Regions from separate parts of the Homo sapiens genome. Here region 2 is linked to region 1. The links are chromatin loops, found by intact Hi-C in ENCODE. Cell type or tissue: gastrocnemius medialis. All regions are shown on one strand.

The links. A loop is a pair of places that touch in the nucleus more often than their neighbours do. Peaks named below come from ENCODE experiments on the same cell type or tissue, not always from the same donor. Only the 100,000 strongest peaks of a DNase experiment are listed, where the experiment ranks them.
Region 2: a loop joins it to region 1, with 4 times the contacts of the local background. A loop is called at or near these places in 1 of 110 quality-filtered maps.

Annotation. Positions count from the first base shown.
Region 1 is chr11:1,297,341-1,302,340 of GRCh38, forward strand. All of the region lies in intron 1 of TOLLIP (toll interacting protein), which reads right to left. Among named protein-coding and RNA genes, the nearest start is that of TOLLIP, 9.8 kb to the right of the region's middle. RefSeq lists enhancers at 1,077-1,808, 1,809-2,540, 4,563-5,000. In gastrocnemius medialis, no CTCF peak of the experiment used is centred here; DNase peaks (open chromatin) are centred at 651, 951, 2,001, 2,531 and 2 weaker places; H3K4me3 peaks cover 863 bases; H3K27ac peaks cover 3,862 bases.
Region 2 is chr11:1,741,871-1,746,870 of GRCh38, forward strand. The region is part of intron 2 of IFITM10 (interferon induced transmembrane protein 10); the gene reads right to left. Among named protein-coding and RNA genes, the nearest start is that of IFITM10, 6.2 kb to the right of the region's middle. RefSeq lists an enhancer at 1,731-2,089. In gastrocnemius medialis, no CTCF peak of the experiment used is centred here; DNase peaks (open chromatin) are centred at 2,871, 3,337, 3,901, 4,791 and 1 weaker place; H3K27ac peaks cover 2,201 bases.

The DNA of each region.
Region 1 (5,000 bases):
GCTCCTCACCTGTGTCCCCATCTAAGGCCTGGAGCGCACAAGCCAGTCAGCGCTCCACAACCAATGTGAGTAAACAGAAGGGACCCGGACGATCCAGGCACCGCTTCGAGCAGTTACGGACTCAGGACCCCCAAGTTCGGGAAGCTCTCTGCAGGCTGCACCCCAACCTGAGCAGCCAGCATGGCGTGTGCTCAACCGCTCTTCTCTAAAAAGCAAAACACACTTTGTGCGTTTCCCCACACTTTACCCCGTTTTTGACTGGGACACGTCACGAGTGACCTTTGCCCTGTGAGAGAAGCCGTACTGCGAGAACAAGCAGAGCACCCCGGCTTCACCTCCGGAGGGTGTGGCATAGGCCAGGGCCCGGAGGGACCCCCTGCCCTTACGGACAATCGAGGAGGGTGCAGAGGTGCCTGAGCGGAGTGGGCCCATGCCAGGAGTCCCAGGCCAGCCTCCCCCAGGCAGCCTCTCTCGAGGCGCTGTACAGCTCAACAGCAAGCTCTGGCTCAGGAGGGCGCTGAGAGGCCCCATGGCACGAGATGCTAAGCACCTGTTCCTGTTGGCACACAGGAAACACTGGGGTACAGAAGGCCAGGGCCCTTCGCCTGCCTCCCAGAAGGATTCACAGCCCAGAGCTCTCTCCCCGGGGGACACCTGGCCACACAGGACGTGCTTCCCTGCCAACCCCACAGGGCCCTGGCACAGCCCATGCCAGCAGGCTCTATGACTAGCTCTGTCTGCTCACCAGGAACGGGTTATCTTGCAGAAACAGACTCGTGCTAACCAAGTTCTCAGGACTAACATACACAGGCCAAATTCCTGTTTATTTGTGACAACTGCTTCCTGTGTGCCACATGCACAGCTCTGAGGACATGGCAGGAAAAGCACCGTATCTCCTGGGCACACATGGCAGACAGACAGGCGGCTCGTGCCCTCCTGGGCACACGTAGGGGACAGACAGGTGGCTCATGCCCTCCTGGCCACACGTGGGGGACAGACAGGCGACTCATGTCCCGGAGACAGCAGCATGGAGAAGCCAGTCGGGGGAGGGTGTGGGTGGTCACAGGGACGTGTGGGCGTGGGGTCCAGAGGCCTCTGAGGGAGCACTGTGGGTCCCTCGCTGCTCTGGATCCTGGTTGTCCCGGTATTTGAAGGCGTCCAGCGCTCCATCTCCTTGCTCTGCACTCTTTAGGTGTCCGTTAAAGACAGTGGGACTGCTCATTACTGGGAGAAAATAAAATTATATCCAAAGGCCTAATGATCAAGTGTCATTTTTCAACAAGGATTTAACCATAAAATGGCAAATAGGAAAAGAGGGTTTTTAAACATAAACCGTGTGGATAGAACACGAAAAGGGGAGAAGCAGCTCCCTGCGGATGGAGCTCATCAGCCCCACGCAGCCCGGGGACCGCAGCCAGCGCCATGTGGCGGGGCAGGTGCGCGTCCAGCTCCCCGAGATGACACACGCCTCACATCTGGGTTTTCTTCCCAAAAACCCACACCCCAATTAAGAGACATCTGACAAAATCCCTGACCAGTCAGTCGTCCTCAAACCGTCAAGGTCCCAAAAACACAAGGAAAGCCTGAGAGACGGTCCCAGATTGGAGATGGCAGACATGATGGCTAAACGCAAGGCAGGGTGCTGGGACAGCAGGGGACAGTCATCGAAAAACCAGGACAGCCAAATAAAACCTGGAGCCAACAGTCATGCCCCCAGCTCAGCGCCACAGCTGTGAGAGCTGTTCCCGGGGAGGGGAGCGTCGGCCAGGGGACATGGGTGAGACACACAGGACCTCTTCGTGCCAGCTTTTCAATTCGTCATAAGACTGAACACTACAAAATTCAAGGTTTTTCAGAAAAATATTCCATTTAACCTGAAGACAGGAAGAGCAAGAGAGGAGACGGAGACCAGGCTTCAGTCCTCCCCGTACAAATACTGGTTACGCAACCTGCTGCCCCGCCTACCAGGGAGAGGCGGCTTGCCTGCTGCTGCAATGCCCTCGTTTCTCAACTTAGAGCAAAGCCCTTCAAACGAGGAGGGAGTGCTACCAGTTCATGCTTCACGAGTCACAGGGGAGAGAGTCCAGGTGCTGAAGTAAACCCTATCGTTTCAGTGACGACACTCGGTCCTTCAGTAAATGTCTATTTTGAATTTATTTTTTAAATTCAGTGCTAATCCTAAAATTTATTTTTGCCATATGATGATGGAGGAACTATTTCAATGGTCACATAAAAATATATGCTTTACCCTGGTTCAAAGGCTTGGAAATATGAAAACAAAAATGATTACTCCCGATACATAATGGATATTTTTCTAGAATTTTGCTTCCATGTACAAGATGCACATACTGAGTTCAACACTAACAAGTCTAAATGCCCGTGTGAAGGCCAACAATTCCACTTCAGGAGCCAGTCCCCTGTCAATGCTCACTCGGGCACGTGAGCACAGGATGCCTGAGGCTGCGTCACCTGTGCCGTCAAAACGCCCCGTCCACCAGCCAGGCACATCCACCCAGCGCATCGCCACGCGGCCTCACCAGGAGCCGGCGGTCCCTGCCGCGAACACATGGAGACTCGGGGGACGGAGGCGGAGGCGGAGGTGCGGCACGACCTGCTGCAGGGAGCCATAAGGAGGCCTCTGTCGACACCAACTCTGGAGGAGCATTCAGGAATGGAACTCGAGGGAAACAGGCAGGGAAGATTCTATTTCAATTTATTTATACTTTTATATCCTGCTAGTTATTTTTAGAAACTTTTTAAAAACATTCGTGAATTACTTTTAAAATAAAAAGGACAGGGTAGGGCTCTCATCCCACAGAGCTCACAGCATTTTATCTTCTCTGAAAATAAAAGCTACTTTTATAAATATTAGTCTGTTTTAAATATAGTTTTAAAATGTAACTTCAAATTTCTTGGAATTGCTGATTCTCCTCCCCCATGTGCCGCTCTCAGAGGATCACGACGCAAGCCTGTGACTGACGACCATTCCTCCCTCACTGACGCCAGAGCTCTAAACCACTGCAGCGTACCTTTCCACACGAAAGAAAAGAGGTCTCCAACATTCACTTCTATTTAAAACAATTTCTCTTCAAGTCTAAGTTTTAGTTTTGGCACAGAAATAAAGTCTTAATTCTTCTTTTTTGTCATGCAATGTGTGTAGTCAATCCAAAGCTAATTTTTCTTTTTAAGCACACAAATTAAACACCCACTGTGAATATTCCTGTTGGTGACACGTCTCCAACGGAGAGAGCCGCTGCTTCCTTGGGCCACACTTTCTGCCCGACACCTGTTAGGAATACGTTTCCGACTGAGAGTGCCGCTGCTTCCTTGGGCCACACTTTCTGCCTTGACAGAGCCCCGGAAGAGCCCAGCTCAGCCCAGGACGTGGAGTCCTGAACACATGCAGTCCTGGCCTCACGCCTGCCAGGAGACATCACCCCAAGGAGCCGCACCACAGTCGCCCCTGAAGCACGGCTGGCCACACGCAGGCGGCAGGAGACCAGGGTTTCCTGGCCACTTCCATGACTGGCCCCCTGCGGAGCCTTTTTAAACCTTCTCACCGTTCCCACCCCATGACGCTGCGAGGCTGTGGAGGTGCTGTTTGTGTCTGTGTGCCACGCATGCACCTGCACTTGGCATGTAAACACTGCAAGCAAGGCTCAACGAGTCTCAGCGCTAACGCCAGGTTAGCATAACTAAGTCGAACGAAGTTCAATTAAAAACTAAAATGCTTCTAGCACTTCATGACTATGCGCTGAGCAGCGCTGAGTGTAATTTATTTACATAAATTGTAATGTATCAAATCACACGTAGAAATAAACAACTTATATAAACACAATAAAAAATATCCTTAGTGAACTGAAGCTTTTGCTTGATGTGAGAAAGTACCTTTTAACTGGCTGGCTGGTATTCTTTCAGCAAACTGACATCATTAGCGATGGGCTAAATACGTTCTGTGGAATTAAATCACAAAATGTCGACGATTCTCATTCAATTCTCCAAGCCAGAGTCTCACACCAGCACTGAGGATCCCACACAAACGGCATCCGCAGGCGCCTGCCCACCCTCCCCACCCACCTCACAGCAGGTCTGAGATCGCACATGTGTCGCGGGCTTCCGAGAACTCCGTATCCATGTGCTGGGACACCCAGAAAACCCAGGGACAATGAAATACTAAGGAGCAAGAAATCCAGGAGCTGTGCTGGGGAGGCACACACGGCCGCCAAACCCCAGAAGTTTCCTCCCCCAAGAACCCCTTGTGCCCTCTCAGGGTCAATATCACCCCCACATTGAGAACAAGCGTCAAGGACTCCTGAAGCCACAAAGCCAGCCCACGGAGGCCCCAACACAGAAGCCCAACTAGTGAAACTCTGTACCCTGAGCCCTAGGTTTCTCCAGTTCCTAACATGGCCATGATTCAACGTGACTTTCAGAGCTGGGACCCACAGCAGGAAGACCTGGGCTGGGCTCGTGGCTAAAGGGACAGAGGAAGCTAATGAAACAGAGAGAAATAAATCCCCCGTAGTAGGAACATCTAGGGATATGGGCGGAAGTCAGTCTCAAAGCCTCTTGGGCGAGGTCTGAGTGTCTGCTAGGAAGGGAGCCCCAGACTCGGTCAGGGCCCCAGGACTCACATAGAACAGCACAGTTGGTCCAGATGAAGCTGAGAACCTGGAGCCCAGGTCATCACCAGCCTCCCTGCTGTGTCTGAGGGGCTGGCCCTGCCTTGAAGGCCCTGCAAGGGGCCTGCTCCAGGCCACTGTCCTACAGGGGATGTCTGCTGCTAGGTTCACACCCAGGTCAGAGCTCAGTCTGGCCCAGGAGAAATGGCCCATCCACCCGATGCCCGCACACCTGTGTGATTCACATCCAGATCCGGGCGTGCAAGAGGGCGGGAACGCGCACCAGGGCTGAGACACAGGGCCGTGGGCAGTCAGGACAGACCCTGGGTGGCCCTGGCGGTCCCTCTGCCCAGCTGACTGACCCCTCAGTGCGCAGGG
Region 2 (5,000 bases), 440 kb after region 1:
CCCTTATAAAAGGGGCCCCAGGGAGGCCCTCGGCCCTACTGGCAAATGAGGACACAGAAGTTGACAGCCTGCAACCCAGAAGAGGGTCCTGATCAGAACCTGACTATGCTGGCACCCTGATCTCAGACTTCGAGCCTCCGGAACAGTGAGAAGTAAATACCCAGTGTTTATAAACCAACTAATCTATGATAATTCATTAGAGCAGGCTGGACAGGCTCATGCCACTCAACTTGGAGGCAGGTGAATGGGATACCTGAATAAAGCCAAGGAAGGAAAGATGGGATGGATGTGCCTGGAAGGTCAGATGGTCAACGAGATGAGTGGTGGGGTGGGTGGACACATGCCTGAGAGGAAACAAGAGAGAATGGACATTTTACAGCTGAATGATTAGCTATATTAGTAAAGCACGTAGGCGGATGGTAGAAAGAATGAAGGGGATAGAAGGGGAGAATGCATGGCCGAAAAGTGGGGCAAAAGAAAGGAAAAGAAAAAAATGAGAGGGAAAAGAAGAACGTGAGAAATTTATGCATGAGCGGTTAGAGACAAGGTGGATGAGGAAGGAGGGAATAGAGAAAGTGACAGTGGCTGGATTGAGCTGACAGTTGGGGTGAGCTGAGGCACGCTGAGTATGAAGGAGGCACTCAGTGAATGGGTGAGTGTGACTCAGCTAGGGGAGCAGCAGGAGGAAGGGCGGGTGGATGTCTTGAAGGGTGAATAGATGTGTTGCCACATGAGGTCACAGGATGGAGGGATGATTGGGTCTATTGACAGGTAGGGCTTGGAAGGAAAGTGGGCAATTACTGAGAAAGTGAGACTAGATGAATAGTTTAGTGGGTTGATGCATAAGGTTGGTGGGGACAGGATGGGAGAGCAGGGCAGGGAGGGGAGCCTGAATGATCATGTGTGAACACAGGTGGATGGAAGGTTGGGTGGCTATTTGGAGGGGTTGAAGGAAATGTGGGAGGATGGATTGAATATAAGTTTGGGTGGATGGACGGAGGGAGGATGAACAGATGATGGATGGATGGATGGACAGATGGAGGATGGATAGATGGATGGAGGATGGATGGATAGATGGATGGAGGATGGACAGATGGAGGATGGATGGATGGATGGACATATGGATGGATGAAAGATAAATGGATGGATGGATTGAGGGTGGATGGATGGATGGATGAAGGATGGATGGAGGGCGGATGGATGGATGGATGGAGGATGGATGGAGGATGGATGGATAGATGGATGGAGGATGAATAGATGGATGGATATGGATGGATGGACAGATGGAGGATGGATGGATGGACAGATGAAGAATGGACAAATGGAAGATGGATGGATGGACAGATGAAGAATGGACAAATGGAAGATGGATGGATGGAGGATGAATAGATGAATGGATATGGATGGATGGACAGATGGAGGATGGATGGATGGACAGATGAAGAATGGACAAACGGAAGATGGATGGATGGATGGATGGATGGAGGATGGACAGATGGAGGATGGATGGATGAATGGATGGAAGATGGATAGACGGATGGATGGAGGGTGGATGGATAGATGAAGGACAGATGGAGGATGGCTGAATGGAGGATGGATGGATGGATGCATATGGATGGATGGACAGATGGAGAATGGATGGATGGAAGATGGATGAATGATAGATGGATGGAGGATGGGAAAGATAAATGTGTGATGCTGATATTCAGAAAGGAGTGAGTGGGTGAGTGTGTACATCCAAAACCCAACGCAGAACCCACCCACCTAACCTGTTCTTTCTGACCGCCCTGTCACTGGAAGGTCTCACAGCCTCCTGGGCTCACATCTAGCAGCTGCTGTGTCCTAGCCACACCTGTTCCTCCTCTCCCACCCCCATCCCCAGCTCGCAAGCTCTCCCACCTGGACCACCACACTGGGACTTGAACCTTCTGCCTCGAGGCTTGTCTTGTCTCCTTCCCCTACACTGGTTGCAGATTTCATGGCCCTGATCATATCCTTCTCTTTCCATGGCTCCTACAGATGAGAGCCCAGCCCCTCACGAGGTTTTCAAACCCGTTCACCGCACTGCCTCAGGCACTCTTCCAGGAATGTCTTCCATCTCCCATTGAGGACAGGGGCCTTGCCGACCCCCTAGACTGCCCCACCTACGTGTCTTAGTTTATGCCATTTTCCCCGCCTGAAACACCTTTCCCCTCACCAAGCTTCAAGGCCCAGTGAAATTGCTGCCTCCTTCTAGAAGTTTTCCAGCCTCACCCCAAACTGGGAATGAAGTATTCCTTTTCTGAAACACTGTGGTGCTTCTTCCGTCTCACCATGTGTCCTCTGTCCACCCACCCATTAGACCCACATGTCCTGACCCATCTGTTGGCCAGCTCTGCCTTGGGCACAGATTGGCTGGGGTGAGCAGATGTGGCTGGGGCAGGACTGTCTCTGGAGGCTTTGCAGAAGAGAGACCCAGATCTCACAAAAGCTCTCCAGGCCGAGGATGTGCACATCGCTCACATCACATTTGCCGAGTGACCGGGGCGGGGAACCGCTGAGGCCAGAAGGGTTAAAAAGGCAGCTTGGATGCTGAGATGAGACGTTTGGCCATCATCCAGCTGACCGCGGGAGCCAGTGGTCATCAGGAGACAGTGTGTGGAGGCGGCATGAATGGAGAATTGACTTTTTGTATCTCTGCCTTCCCCGGACACCAGGCTGTGCAAAATAAGGCTTCAATCTCTGCGCTGCAGATCCAGCCTGCGTTGAGCCGAATTGGCCCATGTGGGTGGGGGGGGTGGATGGATGGCTGGACGGGTGGATGGACACGTGGGGGCAGGCAAGGACACACTGTCTAGTTCATACCACTGCATGCGGGCCTCCGCCCTGCTCACGTGTGCTGGCTTGAATGTTGTTTTGTTTCTATTTGTTTTGTGAACAGATGAGGGAACAGGGGCTCAGTGAGGCAAGATGGCTTGTCTGTCCCAAGAGCTCGGATTTTAGCCAAGACCTTCTGAACCTAGGGCCACCCCGCGTCCTTGGTGTAGGGTGCAGGTCAGGAGACCTGCAGCTGGGTGACCAGATGGATGCATTCCCAGGCGTGGGGTCCACAGCCAGCCAGTTCCGTCCTCCCTTCTGCCCAGGATGGAGACAGGTCACCTTGCACCCACTCCCAGGTATGCCCCAAAGCCTCTCTGCCCTGGCTGCCCCCGCCCACCGCAGGAAGGACACAGGAGGAGCAGGCTTGGGAGGAGGTGTAATGAGCCGTCCCTGACCCTCAGAAGGGTCAACCTCACACCACCCCCAACCCCTGCAGAAACCCGGCACCATCCAGAAATCCCTGACCTACCTACAACCCGAGCCAGATGGGCCTGCCCCATGCCAGCCGGCCAGCCACAGCCTGAGCCAAGCGGGAGGAGGGACAGCTTCCGGACGGGAGCCCAGGCAGCCAGACCCATGTCCGCAGGCTGTTGGCAGGGCACAGAGAGAGGGGAGGCAGAGCTCCACCAGCTGCAGCTTCAGCCCCCCAACACTGGAGCTTTCTGCTCAGGATTGGTCTGGGGAGCCACAGCTGGAGCTGGTCGGAAGCATGACCTCCAATTCCAGGGGCCCTTTTCCTTTGTTGCTTCTACACACACACACACACGCAGGAATACTCACCACCACACACACATGCTCTCACACACTTGTGCACACACATTTACACGTACCATGCACACTCACGTATGATTACACACGCATGCACAGTCAGGTACATACATCACACATGCACACACTCACACACACTTGTGCACACACATTTACATGAACCACACACGTGTGATTACACACATGCACATGCAGGTACAGACAACACACAGGCACACACCCTCACACACTTGTGTACACACATTTACACGTGCCATGCACACTCGTGCGATTACACACACATGCACACACTCAGGTACATACACACAGCACACATGCACACACCCTCACACACCCGTGCACACACATTTATACGTGCTATGCACACTCACGTGTGATTACACACACGTGCACACTCAGGTACATACAGACAGTACACAGGCACACCCCACACACACTTGTGCACACACATTTATACGTGCCATGCACACTCATGTGTGATTACACACACGTGCACACTCAGGTACATACAGACAGTACACAGGCACACCCCACACACTTGTGCACACACATTTACATGTGCCATGCACACTCACGTGTGATTACACACGTGCACACAGGTACATACAGCGCACATGCACATACCCTCACACATTGTGCACACACATTTACACACACCATGCACACATGCAATTACACACACATGCACACAGGTACACACACCACACATGCACACACGCCCTCACACACTTGTGCACACACATTTACACACACCATGCCCACCCACGTAATTACACACATGCACACATATGCATTCACATGTACACACATGCAAATACACTCCTGCCTACACACAGTCATACACATGCACACACATGCACACACAAAAATATATGTACACACTCATGCACACAATGCATTCACATGCACACATAGTTACACTCACAGTACATGCCCACTTATGCAATTACACGTGAGTACACACATACACTGACACGTGCTGGCTCACACACAGGCCCCTGTGTCAGAGCCCAGGGATGGATCCGCAGGCCCGAGGTTGAAGGTGCCCGTGCCAGTGGGCAACGCCGGGGTTGGCAATCATGATGAGTCAGGAGCAGGAGGGGAACGCCGACCGCAGTTGCGATGCCGGGCGGGGTGGGGCTCGAGCTCAAGGATGGAGCAGAGGCGAAGCTGGCCAGGCGTCCTTCCTCCCAGCCAGCCTCTGCCCAGCCTCTTCTCTCCCTGCATCCCCTGTCTTCTCCCCCACCCGGCAGGGCAGCTGCATTGGTGGAGTACATCTGGCCTTGGCCACTCAAGTCTGGGCTGGGGAAATGTGATGATGAGGCTAAACGTGAGCCAAGCCCTTCCTTCCGGTGCGTCGGGGTGGGGAGGAG